4 separate regions of the Homo sapiens genome follow, and all the other regions are linked to region 1. A link is a contact called in ENCODE Hi-C or POLR2A ChIA-PET data. All regions are on one chromosome and are shown on one strand. Each heading gives the region's core, a stretch centred on a gene start or an enhancer-like site at or near the end of the contact. The rest is flanking DNA. Distances are from core to core; before and after follow the strand shown.

Region 1 (3,556 bases), core at 560-3,059:
AGGCTCAACCCCAGTGTGCAGCCTGGCTGGAGTTTTTCCAGGGACCCCCTCCCACCTGGCTGTCTCACTTGGTTGGAGATATATATTCAGGTGAGAAGGATGTGGGAATTGAAGTGTAAATGAAAGTAGGACTTCAATAATCAGGAAAGAGAATTCCAGACAAAAGGAAAAGCAGGAGCAAAGTAGTAAAAGTAAACATGAGTTGGTAGTATTAGAACAATAATGAAGGTTAAGGCTCAGGAAAGTGAGGGTTTCTGTGGTTGAGATAGCTAGAGATACCTAGAGATCACATGGCATAAACATTGTGGAAGAAAATTTTGGAAGTTCAGATAAACAATTGAGAAATAGTATATAATGTAAAAAGTAGACTATGATTTAAGATTTGAACTCTCCTATTAGTATTTGTATTGGTATTAGTATTGGCATTAGTATCAGTATTAGTGTTGGTATTGGTATTGAAGGAGGTCAAAAGGTGAGTAAAATATATTTCTTTCCATCAAATAGCTTAGAGTGATAAAGGGATTTGGGAAAATACAATTAAGCATAATCTAAGGCAGTTTGCTAAACACCAATGAAATGGTACTAGTAAAAGTACACCAAGAATTCTAAGTCTTCTGGATGTGAAGGTTTACAGTTTTAATGAAAATGGAGAGATAATTTGAAAAGTAATTCTAAAACCTCTGATCTAAAGTATCTAATACTCTAAGGCTATCTTTTTCTCTAGTATCCAACTCAGCCATAATTCAAGTTCAAATTCTATGTGACTGTAAGATGCCCATTTTCTCTTCATAGCCATCCTTGTCAGATGTCTTGCTTCAGATAAGTGCTTCTGGGAAATCCCCAACTCCCATCATCTCTGGCCATCCTGTTGCTTCTCAGTGAAGCTACTGCTCACTTGAATTCACCTTGGTTCCAATGCCTATACATAGGTCACCCACCTCTTTAGGCTCCCAGGCATATGTAGACAATAAGATGTAGGGATTAAAACTAAGTGGAAGGAAATCTTAAAACTAGATATCAGGTAACAGTACCACAAAACTAAAGATCCCAAGTATCTCTTGATAATGTCCTTAAACAGAAAATTTCATAAGACCCATCTGTCTTCTTCATTCCTGACATGCTAGTCTTTGTACCACTACTCTCCACCAACCGACTTGAGTTTCCCTTATTTCTGTGCTTTTTCTTAAGATCCAGCTTCCCAGTCAGTTTCTAGGTCTTACCACAGAAAGATAAAAATAAACTAATATTAAACTATTTTCCCATTATGAAATAAATTATATTTTATGTAACTGAATACATTATTTAACAGTCGCATCTGTTTTTGGAATCACTAATTTTAGATTTCAAAAGCTGTGGGTAGGACTACATAACTATAAATCTCACTAAAGAGTCTCCCTTAAAGATATAATTTAGCTTTTGCTCTAAAATTCAGAAACTGAGCTGACATGGTGGCTTGCACCTGTAACTTCAACTACTTGGGAGTTGGAATTAAGTAATCCTCCCACCCTGAGGTGTTCGAGACCAGCCTAGGCAACATGGCAAGACCCTGTCTCTAATGACAAAATAAAATAAAATTCAGGAACTGTTGTAATTTTAGAAATATAATTTTTCCTTATTTAAGAAATAGAAATGGTAGCGGTGTTGCTGATGGAAATTTATGCTTTGAAACATCCGTTGAGCTCTCAGTATCTCTTATCAACTATTTTACTGGTTTTTAGTCATCTTTCTGTTCACTTCCTTTTTTCTCTGTTTTTCAATGTCACTTTTGACTCTCTCATACATGCACCCATTCTCACTTCCTCAAAATCTTGATTCCACCTGCCTCATAGATTTTCAAGCTTTTCTAACAATAATCTCCTCTCTCTCTCTCTTTACCTTCTTTCCCCATCCCTTCTTCTTTCTCCTCTCTTGCCTTTCTGTTACTGCCTCTATCATTTCCCATCATTTGGTCTATCGACATTTTCAAGTTTCTACAAATTTAACATGATTCTCGGACTCTGTATCCATCACTTATTCCTATAAAAGTTGTCTCTTTTCTTTACAACCAAACTTTCTGAAAATTGTGGTTTTTGTTTGTCTGATAATAGCATTTCCCTCTGCCTCTTAAATAATAGATTAGCACAATATGGAATTATAGATTGGCATTTTTTCTTTTCTTTTTTTACTTTAATTTTGGGTACATGGTCTATATATTTATAGGGTAAATAAGATGTTTTGAAGTGGACATGCAATGCATAATAATCACATAATGTAAAATGGGGTTTCTGTACCCTCAAGCATTTATCTTTTGTGTTTAAAACAATCCAATTATACACTTCTAGTTATTTTTAAATGTATAATTAAATTATTATTCACAATAGTCACCCTGCTGCACTCTCATCAAATACTAGGTTTTAGTCATTCTTTCTAATTATTTTTTGGTACTCACTAACCATCTCCATTTCCACCCCCCACCTGTCACCCACTACCTTCTCAGACACTGGTAACCACCATTCCATTCTCTATAAGTTCAATTGTTCTGATTTTCAGATTCCACAAACAAGTGAGAACATGCGATGTTTGTCTTTCTGTTACTGGCTTATTTTACTTAATATAATAACCTCCAATTCCATTCGTGTTGTTGCAAATAACAGAATCTAATTATTTTTATGGCTAAATAGTACTCCATTGTGTATAAGTACCATATTTTCTTTATCCATTCATCTGTTGATAGACACTTAGGTTGCATTCAAATTTTGGCTATTGTGAACAGTGCTGCAACAAACATGGAAGTGCTGCTGATTTCCATTCTTTTGGGTATATACCCAGTAGTAGGATTACTGAATCATATGGTAGCTCTATATTTAGTTTTTTAGTAACCTCCACACTGAAGGTTCTCCACAGTTGCTGTACTAATTTACATTCCTACCAACAGTGTACCAGAATTCCTTTTCTTCTACATCCTCACCAGCATTTGTTATTGCTTGACTCTTAGGTAAAAGCCATTTTGACCCAGGTGAGATGATATTTCATTGTAGTTTTGATTTACATTTCTCCAATGATCAACTGTGTTGAGCACCTTTTAGTATGCCTGTTTGCCGTTTGTTTGTCTTCTTTTGAGAAATGTCTATGCAAGTCTTTTGCGCATTTTTTCATTAGATTATTAGAATTTATTCCTACAGGGTTTTTGAGCTCTTTATATATTCTGGTTATTAATTCCTTGTCAAATGGGTAGTTTGCACATATTTTCTTCCATTCTGTGGATTGTCTCTTCACTTTGTTGGTTGTTTTGCTGTGCAGAAGCTTTTTCACTTGATGTGATCCCATTTGTCCATTTTTGCTTTGGTTGCCTGTGCTTGTTGGGTATTACTCAAGAAAGTTTGGTCCAGATCAATGTCTTGGAGGTTTTCCCCAGTATTTTCTTATAGTATTTTCATAGTTTGAGGTCTTAGATTTATCTTTAGTCAATTTTCATTTGATTTTTTTGTATAAGATAATAGAGAGGAGCCTAGTTTCATTTTTCTGCATATCAATATCCAGTTTTCCCAGTACCATTTATTGAAGAGACTGTCTTTTC
Region 2 (3,556 bases), core at 369-2,868, 1.7 Mb before region 1:
AGAGAGATTTTGTGCATGTGATGCCTTAATACTGGAAATAAATTTCTACTTTCATTTTGTTGACCCTGAAAAACTTCCTGTTATTTTTGGATTAAAAAATAATCACCAGAAATTTCTGGAGCCCCCTTGCGTTTTGAACAATTCAATCTTAGTCCAGCATTATTTCCTAGCTATCATCCAGTGTCTCAGGAATCCAATCTAGAGGCTTCAAAATCTGTTTTTTTAACTTAGTTTCAGAATCCTGAAACGTATGCCTCATTTAGAAAGTAATATGCTACATACAGTATAAACTGTGGCTTCTTTTTCGTTTCTGGAAATGAATAGCCAAAGCAATTGCACATCTCAGTTCTCTCTAATGACCAGGCCTGCTATCAAATTTGAAAGGAGATAGTATTATATTTAGTATCATATATCTCTTATGTCTCCTATTAACTAACTTTTGGGAACCTGAGGCATGTGAGAACAACCTTTGTTTTTATTCTTGATTTCAAAGGATATTTGACACTAAAAGGGTCAAAGATAAAGTCGATTTCCCCAAAATTTGGCTGTGATAGGAAGTTCAATAAATATACTCAAAAAACTATTTTACCTTATGCTTCGGATTCCACTTTTTAGATGTACAGTGAGCTTTTAAATGACGTCAAAACTCCTGGGTACTTACCCAAATCTGCACTTATCTCCAGGCCTCATACAGCTCACTCATGTTTAGTAGGCGTCAGGTCCATTAAATATAACTGTAACCATATTGTCTCTGCTTAACGGTAAATGGAAAACAATGGATGCCACAAACTTTAATATTCAGAAGACCTGGTCTAGGCTGGCTTTTTACTGGAAGACTGTGTCCAGCTCTGGGCTTCAAAGGCAGAGCAATAGGGAGAATTCGGATAGAGTTTATTAAAGCCCTTAGGGAGATTGAGAATAAAAGAAAATAATCATTCATTCATATTTTTTAAAAGGTGAGAAAATGACTTTTTATTGCAGAGAACAAATGAAGTTATTTTAGAATAAAGTGGGGAATTTATATTTAAGTTTGGTATAAGAAATCATTTTCTAACATCTGAAATTATCAGAGCTGGAGTTGAAAAGCCCGGTTAATTATGGATTCTTCTCTGAGGTATATAAAATGGAGCGAGTCTCAGGGACTTGGGTTGGTTTATGTATGTCTGTCATGAAGATGTGTGGTTAAAGTAGGTATTTTCTGAAATTATTTTCCAACTCTAGATTTCAAACGCTGGTAGCCAAATATACAGTCTTTTCATAAGTCTACTTAAGACATTACTTGTTTTTAAGTAGACTTAAAATATCTATAGATGTGATGGAATAAATTACAGAAAGTATCTTTGCCATTTATTTCCCTACAGAGAGGATTTACACATAAGCAGCTCTCTAGATAAAAAAAAATATATAGGAACCAAACCAGTTCACTACAGATTATACAAAAGTAAAAGCAAACAGCACACAGTATAAGAATAGATAATAATGCTCTCCTGTGTAGCTTCAGAGAGCTTATCATAAAGAGGCCCTTAATCAGAAGAGGAACTGAAAATACAGAGAGGCAGTTTGCTACAAAGGTCACTCATGTTGGTAGCCCCAGAAAACATTTGAAAAAGACGAAATATAGGGAACTTTGGCGATTCCCTACTTCCCCTATCTCAGTTTTTCAGTATCTTTTTGCTGCCACCTGACTGTTGAGAGTTATTCCTAGGAGCAAATACATTGTTTCTGCTTTTTCTACCCTAAAGACACACCTCTGTTACTAAACTTTCCCTGACTCATGCCTTCAATTTAAAAATTTTAGTTTCATCTCCCACTATTTTGAGTTAAACTGATTTACTAACCCATGCCAGAGGGTGATATATCCTTAACAGATTAAGTATCTGTTTACATAGTGCTTCTACTGCTGAGAGTTCTAGGTTATTTGTCAGAAAGGGACTGATGGGACATTATGCTGCCCCTAGAATACAACTAATCAGGTGCCTATCTCATCTATGTGTTTAGACCAGCATAGATGAACTAGCAAACAAAAAATCTGAATATACATCTTGAAATATCTTTCTATTTTTCCTCTACAAAATATAAACAGAATATATATAATCATTCTTTCAAATACTCCTATAATTTACTCTTCCTGCAAACACTTCAAAAGGTTAAAAAAAAAAGCAAGCTATGTCTAATCCATTTAACAGTGATTGCAGTACACTGATCTTGTCATATGAATTGGAATGTTTTATTACTTATGTTTCTATAATGAAGAATTTAATTTTCTTTGCTTTATTAATTGACAATAAAGAAAGATTTGCAGGGTTTTGAATTTTAAACAGCATTAATGACAGGTGAGTCCAAGAACAGCCAATTATTCCCTGGCCAATTTCAGTGAATTGAAGAGATTTGTTTAGTTTTACCAGGATTTAAAGCTGCACCCAGCTTTTGTTTTTCAAACAACATATTGCTTTTGGGGGACAGGAGAAACAGTTGCTTAAAAATGGTCATTTAACACTTATGAGTGTTTTCGTTGTTACTCTTATTTGTTTTGTTGTTTGATAGAGAGTGTTCAAATAATGTGTGGAAAAGAAACTGTTGGATCGCGCAGAAATATTTAGAACAGATGAGATTATGAAGATTCTGTTTTTCTTGTTATATCTTTGTTCTTAAATATCACATGCAAATATTGTATTCCCGAACACATCAGTTAATGATACCTAATCTTTGTTGCACTTTGCAATTTTTAAGTCATGTTCATGGTAACTCTTTTGATCATTACTACAACCCTGTGAGGTTGAAAGAAAGAACACTATGATCCCTATTTTATAGATGAGAAAATAAAGCTTGGAGGCCGGGCGCTGTGGCTCAGGCCTGTAATCCCAGCCCTTAGGGAGGCCGAGGCGGGCGGATAGCGAGGTCAGGAGATCGAGACCATCCGGCTAACACGGTGAAACCCCGTCTCTACTAAAAAAAAAATACAAAAAAATTAGCCGGGCGTGGTGGCAGGAGCCTGTAGTCCCAGCTGCTCGGGAGGCTGAGGCAGGAGAATGGCGTGAACCCCGGAGGTGGAGCTTGCAGTGAGCTGAGATCGCGCCACTGCACTCAAGCCTGGGCGACAGAGGGTGACTGTCTCAAAAAAAAAAGAAAGAAAAGAAAGCTTGGAGATATCCCTTTCCCAAGATCACATCACATGGCTAGTTAAGACCAGTATCCAAGTTTGATTTGGTTTAGTGTTCTTTTTTTGCTGTTTGTTTCTTTGTTGTTGTTGTTGTTTTATCTTTAGAGTTATTTCCCCAGTAAGCTTGGTGCTAGATCATTTTTACTGGGAAAACTATAAGCTTTTAAGGGTTTTACTACAAAAATCCATCACTAGTCCAAAATCTCTAGTTGCCATGCACACTTATCCAAGTCCTATACACAGCCAAAAGCTGATTAATTCTTTGTAGACTATTCTAGTTTCCATAAAGGGGGAGGAAGATGCAGGCAGGTGATGTACTAAAATAAAGTAGTTCTCTGTGAGATGCTATTTGCATCTAATTTGTCTCCAGTGGTGCTTAAAAAACAAAGAGAAGTA
Region 3 (3,556 bases), core at 485-2,984, 1.5 Mb before region 1:
CCATGTCTTTTCATTCCTTGATGGCTCATTTCCTTTTTATTACTGAATAGTACTCCATTGTATGGATGTACCATAGTTTTTTTTTTTTTTTTTTCATTCATTCACCTGGTGAAGAACATCTTGGTTGCTTCCAGTTTGGGACAATTATGAATGAAGCTGCTCTAAACATTTGCATGGCGATTTGGGGGTAGACATAAGTTTTCAATTCAGTTGGGTAAACACCTAGAACAATTGCTAGATCATATGTTAGGACTATGTTTAGCTTCCTGCAAACTGCCAAACTGCTTTCCAAAATGGCTAGACTATTTTGCATTTCTGCCAGCAATCAATGAGAGTTCCTTTTTCCACATCCTCACCAGCAATTGATATTATCTGTTTTTGGAATTTTAGCCACTCTAATAGGTGTGTAGTATAATCTCATTGTTGTTTTAATTTTTAATTTCCCAGTGACAAATGATGTTGATCACCTTTTCATACACTTGTTTGCCATCTGTACATCTTCTTCGGTCTTCCAGTCCATTTAAAAGTACTTAGATAATTTATTGATTGTTAAAGCTATATTTCAAGTTTGTATCACTTTCTTATTAAATATCCTTTCCCAAGAAAAATTTCTAAAATTTGCCACAAATTTGGATTACATGGACAAAACCCTCCATACACTACCAGTTGTGACATTACTGGTAGAAGGAATCTATTTTAAATGAGTATCATGTATATTTAGCAAATTATTTTATTGGTAGTCTACCTATCATCTTAAATACTACTAGAAACTGCCTCTCTTCACATCCAAATATGAAGACAGTGCCCACTATACTTTAGCATACATTACCTAACAATGAAGAAGAGGACACACATATGCCTTAGTAATAACATTGTCTTGCTTTGTGTCCTTGAACAAGTCACTTTGCCATGAGAGGCCTCAGTTTCTTCATCTGTTGTATAATGAGGTGAGTGCAGACAACCTAGAATTCCTTTGACTTTTTTCATTTTATTTTTTACTCTTTTCTACAGTCTCAGTCACTGACCAGAGGCTCATTAACACAGGATTCTTTCCTTTGGCTACCTTTCCTCCTACCACGACCACACTAAATTTTCCTCGTTTAGTTGTTGGTACTCTTTCCAGACCACTCCTTAAGTTCAATATGTACTTTCTCTCACTTTTATTATCTAGAGATCAGTTTCACTTGTTAATATGCTGTGTTTTAATTTTTTCATATCACATCTAATTAGAACTTGTTTTGCTTGAGAGTAATTAAATTTTATGACAGCAAATTAAATACAAGTTGATGGCTTCATGGTTTATCTGAAAATCATCCCAGACTGCTTACTAGAACCTAAATTAAAGTTGTTTCCATCCTCCACTAGGACTCCTTCATGAACAGGATATGTTTCTTGATGAATTTCAGCTTTTGGACTACTCTTTTTTTTTTTTTCTAAAGGATAGATCTGAGAAGCCAAGAAATTGAGCCTGAAAAACAACCCGCCACCAAAGGGTCTTACTCAGGATATATTTGATAAACTCCTTTTTCCTTGTTGTTAAATGTATCCTGTTGCCTTGAAAGAAAGGAGTACGCCTACCTATACAGTGAGCAATTTTCTCTCCAGGGAGTACTTTACTCATTCAAGTTCACCATAGGTCAGGCTAAAAGCAGTCCTGGTATGATTTGTATTTCTCACCACAGTCATCCTTAACTGATTCAGGATGTATGACTAATTAGAAGAAATATACACAGCAGGCACAGTATATGACACACAGCAACCACCTGCATAGGTTGCCATTGTGTTTAAGTTGCACAGATGGCCCCGTGAGTCATTAACTTTTATAAAACGACTTTAAAATCAATGTACTGACAAAGAATGTATAGGACTGTGCATTCAAAAAGTTCAGGTAAGTGAAATGGTAGACAACTGGAAAGCAGTGTCTCCCCCTTACCAAGAATGATTTACAAATCTAAGGATTATATCTTTAAAACCAGAAAAACAAAACTATCTCTAACAGGCAACTCTTCTGTTTGTCTTTTTCAGTCTCACACAGAACTCAAAGCACAGGTCATAGTTCAGGGGCTTGAACGTGTTCACAGCTCCCCTGACTGCATTTGTCTTTTAGTTTGCGTATGATGTTTACCTGGCTGTGGCTGGCCAGACATATATTCCTGGCCTTGTCAGTATCTAAAATTCGATAAATGTTTATTACAGAATTGGAACAAAGAAGAGTAAAAGGGCTTTGAATAAGGGCTGAAGGGGTCTCATCTTTGAGTAACATCTGTGACTGATACCAAGGCATGCCCCAGCAAACAACTGAAAGCAGCTTCCTGTGGGGTGACGTGCTTATCTGATCTGCCCGCTCTGGGTGGGCCCTCAGACTTTAACAGCTAAGGTAGATCCGTATACTCTCGGGTGTAATAATACCTGGAAGGGTTTTAGGTTGGAACTTTATAAAGATGACAAATTTAAAACTAAGGAATAATCTGTATATGCAGATTACTTTAGAGTTAACCCACACATGAAATCAACCACAAGAAAGTCTTCAAGTGTATTACAAGTGCCCCTATCTACTAAGGAATTTGTTCTGTTGAAAAAATAAAATATTCTTTGGTGATTTGGGGGTCTAAATTTCTAAGTTGCCAATGGTTCTACATATTTTTCAGCTGTCCAGTTTCCATTGTTGCTGTTTTGTGGGTCCAAGTCGCTTTTTTCCTACAAAAAATAATAATAAAAGCTCACTTTTCTTAAGGACTTTCCACATTCGCAGAACTCTTCTAAATCCTTTATGTGTATTTTAGCTCATGTTATTTCCTTCTATCATGGACCTTATTACTATTTTTCAGGACATTCTCTATCTCTGAGTCCACAGATGCTCAGTGATAGACCTTAAAATCTGTCGTATCAGCTTCGAAAGTGCAGATAAGGCTTTCCTTCAGTGCTCTCTACTGAATGTGGGTGTGGAGTTAGTGACTGTCTGGGAATGACTGCTCTGTCTGTGTGGCTTTGAAATCTCTGTCTTTCTCTACCTGTGTCCCACTTGCTGATTGCAGGAGTGAACTTCTGGCATGTAACATCTAGAACAGGACGAAGTTGGAAAAGCTTTGTCCATTGCACATGAGCATGGATAACATGACTCTTTCTGTGAAAGATCAATAATAATAGTGCCACATGAGAAGAATCATGATTACTCTTGTAGGTAACTACAACAAAAATCTACTGTTGGCAATTAGTCATCTACTATTTTGGACCCATCACTTGTACAAGGTATATATGTACTGTCTGGTACCTAGTTTAGCTGCATTGATTCATTTTTCACTTCCCATCTCTTAAATATATTTTGCATAGATGGCATTCTGGATAACAAAGAGTTTCTATATGTCTCTTAGGGTAAATGACATTATTGGTGTACAGCTTATTCCATGTAGAAGGATTCTATACTTGACAATGGAGATCTCATTTTACAATCTGTGTATCTTCTTTAGCAAGCACCCAGTTTAGAAATAATACAATTACTAATTTAAAATGATTAATATTTGAGTCCTTACTGCGCTACATACTTCATATTTGTTAT
Region 4 (3,556 bases), core at 281-2,780, 1.3 Mb before region 1:
GAATTTTAAAAGTTGAACTCAAGGAAGTAGAATAGAATGGTAGTGACCAGGGGTATGCGATAGGCTGAGGGATCAAGGAGATGTTGGTCACGGGATACAGGATTTCAGTTAGATAGGAGGAAGAAGTTCAAGAGGTCTATTGTATACCATGGTGAGTATAGTTAATTATAAAGTATACTTGAAAATTGTTAAGAGTAGATTTTCTGTTCATACCACAAAATGATAAGTATGTGAGATAATGCATATGTAAATTGGCTCAATTTAGCCATTTCACAATGTATATATATTTCAAAACAACATGATGTACATGATAAATATACAGTTTATTTTTAATTAAAAATTTTAAACTCTCTAATTGGTCTTCAACATATAGTACACAAGTCTTTTCACGACTCTTTATAATGGAACATATGTTCTTGGAATGCTAAAAATTATTTTTTTTGGAGGCCCTGCAAATAACTAAAAATTTATCTTAAAAGCCACACCTAATTACTTACATATGATCCAGAAAGGATACTTTGAAAAAGCTTTTTAATTGATAAAATCATTAAGGTAAAACATATTCATAAAAGTGTTCTCTAATAATTTTATAATTTTCTAGTTCATGAAGGATTAAATATACAACTATCATTTGAATTGGATTTTTTATGAGGTTAATTGTATTTAAATGCTAATTATTTTAACTAATTTTGTGGTTGACTTCTATGTAGAGTAGGGAAAAAGAATTTCCTAAAGCCAGTTACGTATATCTCTTTTTAGTCTGGATTTTTAATTAGGAAAAGTGATATAGTTAAATAGGTCTACTCTATAGCATCTTCTAAAATGAGTAAAAATTCATTATATCAGGATAAAAAATGATAAAGATATATGGATGACACATTTGGCTGAATTTTTCTTCTTCGCTGTTCTCTTGCTCTCTATTTAAATAGTCTTAGCTCTTTTATCATTTAAATTCTGAAGTATTGAGGTGATTATTCCGGCAGCAGGTGATTCTGCTAATTACTGTTCAGTCAGTTTTAGCTATTAGAAACAGAGATATGTTTACATTGCTGGGCTGCATGTAAATTTAGAAGTTACATGGCTTTGTTTTTACTTTGACTTACGGCATTAAAATTATTTTCATCTGTGTATGTAAAGATCTGCATCTATAAGCTTTTGTGGATAATAAGGTGAAATTGATGCATTTTAATATAAATTGCCAATATAAAATATCTCTAACTCAGACCTCTACTGGAAAGTTGTCAAATCTTATGTAGGAAAGGCTTTTACCATCACTGTTACACATTAACTGGGCATAGTTTAATATTAATAGCTCCTGAGACTTGTGGTTAACTGAGGTTTCTATTTCCTGTGTTTGGGTTTTATCTTTGCAACAACTTGGTTGCTTTTCTGTGTAAAATAGTGGTGAATATACACAAGAGTATGACAAGGTTCTGGGCTCTTAACTTTGATGAACACCATGCCATTTCCATCATGCTGCACTCAAAACAGCACAGATGTGAGTCTGGGAGTGGCGTCCCTGCCGCTCTCATGAGCCTTTGTTTGGAGAACACCCTGATTAACCCCCACCCTTCACGGTTCATTGACTCACTGATAGATCAAGTTTAAACTAGTATATATTAGCACATTTGTTACCAACAGAGGAACAGTTGGCCATTCTGTTTTACATTGCTGGTTCATTGCAAACTGGCGTGCTAAAAAGGTCTGTACTCTAGAGTATGAATTGGGAAGTTACCAAAGGACTGAGAACCAAGTCAGTTGCATATTAATGTTGAATTATACCTATATTTTAATCTTGGATTGTCTACTTGGGGGATGCTTACACTGTTGTCAAGTTATGAATAAGTGATAATTACCACTTTGAAATTCATCTTTTTTTTTCAAGGAGTTTAGGGGATTTAGGTGTCTCAATATAGCTTTCATATTAAACAGTTTGTCATAATTGGATGAGAGCAGAGCAAGGTCATGACTACCTGATGCCTTGTGTTGGAGCATTTTAAAAATGTTTTCCAGAGAGTTATTTGTACCTAATGACTTTACATAAGTCCTTACATTATACTTTATTTCTAGGTCACCTAAAAATGTTAATTGTTTAGTCAAGAGGGTTAGGATGTGTGTCTGTTTTCTCATGAAAAAAATTAAGCTGTTCCCTTTTTATCAATTTTCTTGCAATCTAAAGGCTTTTTTTTCTTACCTTCCTAACCTAGTGACTAAGGTCATCTTATTGTTACAGTTCCTTTCATGGGAGATAGGTTTACTGCATCATTTGGCAGTTTCATAGGGTGAATTTTGTCTTGGCTTCATCTTTCCTTACTGGTTGTCATCCCCTGGGCCACCTGCTTTTTTGCATTTTCCTTTCTCTTGTGAGATGATGAAGCTCTGTGCCCCGATGGGGATGAGAGACAGCACTCTGAGTTCAAGTCTAGGATAAGGCAATGGGCTTGCTTTTCAAAACAAACTAGTGTCATACGGGCTGCTGCTTTCAGGTCCACTGTCTGATTTTATCACTGATGACTTGTTTCTGGAAGGCAAACTGATTTAAGTTCTGAGCAAAAGGGTCGGTGTTTATTTTCAATGCTACTATTAATTTAGAGTTTTAATTTAGAAAAGATTTTTTACCAGTTCTCAAATATGATTTTTCTATTGACTTTAAGTTTGTAGATATAAGGAGTAGACATGAGATAGAGACTGAATTGCTTTTTTGTTTTTAAAACTTGGCAGTAATAAGGGGTTGCTTGTTTTTTCATGCTAAATATTTTTTCTAAGGGATCTAGATACCTATCAGAAAACTTAACTTTGATAACTCTGGTTCTTTATTAAGTATTTTTGTCTTATTTTAGGAATTAATAGAAATAGTTGTAATTTTAGACTTCCTTTATAAAATACCAATTTAAAGAGAAGCTTTTTGCTTAAATGATTGTTTTGCAGTGTTGTGCTTTTGTTTTCTTTAATGCAGTTGAAATCGCAGCTTTATAACTTATTTTTTAATTTGGGGTTTTTAAAAGAATATTAGTTATTTATTTATATTTATTGGGCACCTACTGTGTGCCAGACACTATTCTAGGAACTAGTAAACATAGCAGAGAGCAGAATCATGAAGTTCTTGACCTCAAGGAGCTTAAATCCTAGTGGTAGAGGGGGAATTCAAAAAAATCAAATAAATGTATTTCTATTATGTCAAGTGATGGTATGTACTACCAGGCAATCAGATGAAAATATTTCCTCTTCTATACACAGTGGGCAAGGAAGGCTTCATTGACTGTGGAGTTTTAGAAGAAAGCTGAAAGTAATGGGGAAAGAGAGCCATATCGATATATGAAGGAAAACATGGTCCAAGCAGAGGAAACGAAAAGTGCAAAGAATTGAGCAAGAAAGTCATGTTCAAGTGGAGTCAGCAGGGGAAAGAGTAGGTCACAAATGCGGCTGAGGGTGGGTCATGAAGGGCCTTACAAGCTTTGTATGAGTTTTTACTTTTATTCTGAAAAAAACAAAAACAAAAACAAAAAAAACCGGGGAGCTATTTGGGGATTTTAATAGAAAAGTAACATAATTTCCT

The links. Hi-C counts contacts between places; a loop is a spot of excess contacts on that map. ChIA-PET counts read pairs that join two places held with the same protein, here RNA polymerase II (POLR2A). Pooled maps may share reads with other maps.
Region 2: a loop to region 1 is called in a map with no recorded cell type, with 9 times the contacts of the local background. The contact joins two enhancer-like sites. A Hi-C loop is called at or near these places in 4 of 37 single-sample maps with no recorded cell type and 3 of 50 pooled maps.
Region 3: a loop to region 1 is called in a map with no recorded cell type, with 7 times the contacts of the local background. The contact joins two enhancer-like sites. A Hi-C loop is called at or near these places in 2 of 37 single-sample maps with no recorded cell type and 2 of 50 pooled maps.
Region 4: a loop to region 1 is called in a pooled map, with 9 times the contacts of the local background. The contact joins two enhancer-like sites. A Hi-C loop is called at or near these places in 2 of 37 single-sample maps with no recorded cell type and 3 of 50 pooled maps. POLR2A ChIA-PET finds 5 or more read pairs at or near these places in 1 of 52 experiments (activated B cell).

The regions. Positions count from the first base shown.
Region 1 is chr2:180,332,929-180,336,484 of GRCh38, reverse strand. No RefSeq gene overlaps it. Among named protein-coding and RNA genes, the nearest start is that of EPCART, 210 kb to the right of the region's middle. Within about 2 kb of position 1,809, at least 2 of the 41 ENCODE cell types and tissues checked have a DNase peak (open chromatin) inside an H3K27ac peak, as active enhancers do.
Region 2 is chr2:181,989,718-181,993,273 of GRCh38, reverse strand. All of the region lies in intron 2 of PPP1R1C (protein phosphatase 1 regulatory inhibitor subunit 1C), which reads right to left. Among named protein-coding and RNA genes, the nearest start is that of PPP1R1C, 5.6 kb to the right of the region's middle. Within about 2 kb of position 1,618, at least 2 of the 41 ENCODE cell types and tissues checked have a DNase peak (open chromatin) inside an H3K27ac peak, as active enhancers do.
Region 3 is chr2:181,789,614-181,793,169 of GRCh38, reverse strand. No RefSeq gene overlaps it. Among named protein-coding and RNA genes, the nearest start is that of ITPRID2, 100 kb to the left of the region's middle. RefSeq lists an enhancer at 1,248-2,447. Within about 2 kb of position 1,734, at least 9 of the 41 ENCODE cell types and tissues checked have a DNase peak (open chromatin) inside an H3K27ac peak, as active enhancers do.
Region 4 is chr2:181,584,770-181,588,325 of GRCh38, reverse strand. All of the region lies in intron 2 of CERKL (CERK like autophagy regulator), which reads left to right. Among named protein-coding and RNA genes, the nearest start is that of CERKL, 71 kb to the left of the region's middle. Within about 2 kb of position 1,530, at least 2 of the 41 ENCODE cell types and tissues checked have a DNase peak (open chromatin) inside an H3K27ac peak, as active enhancers do.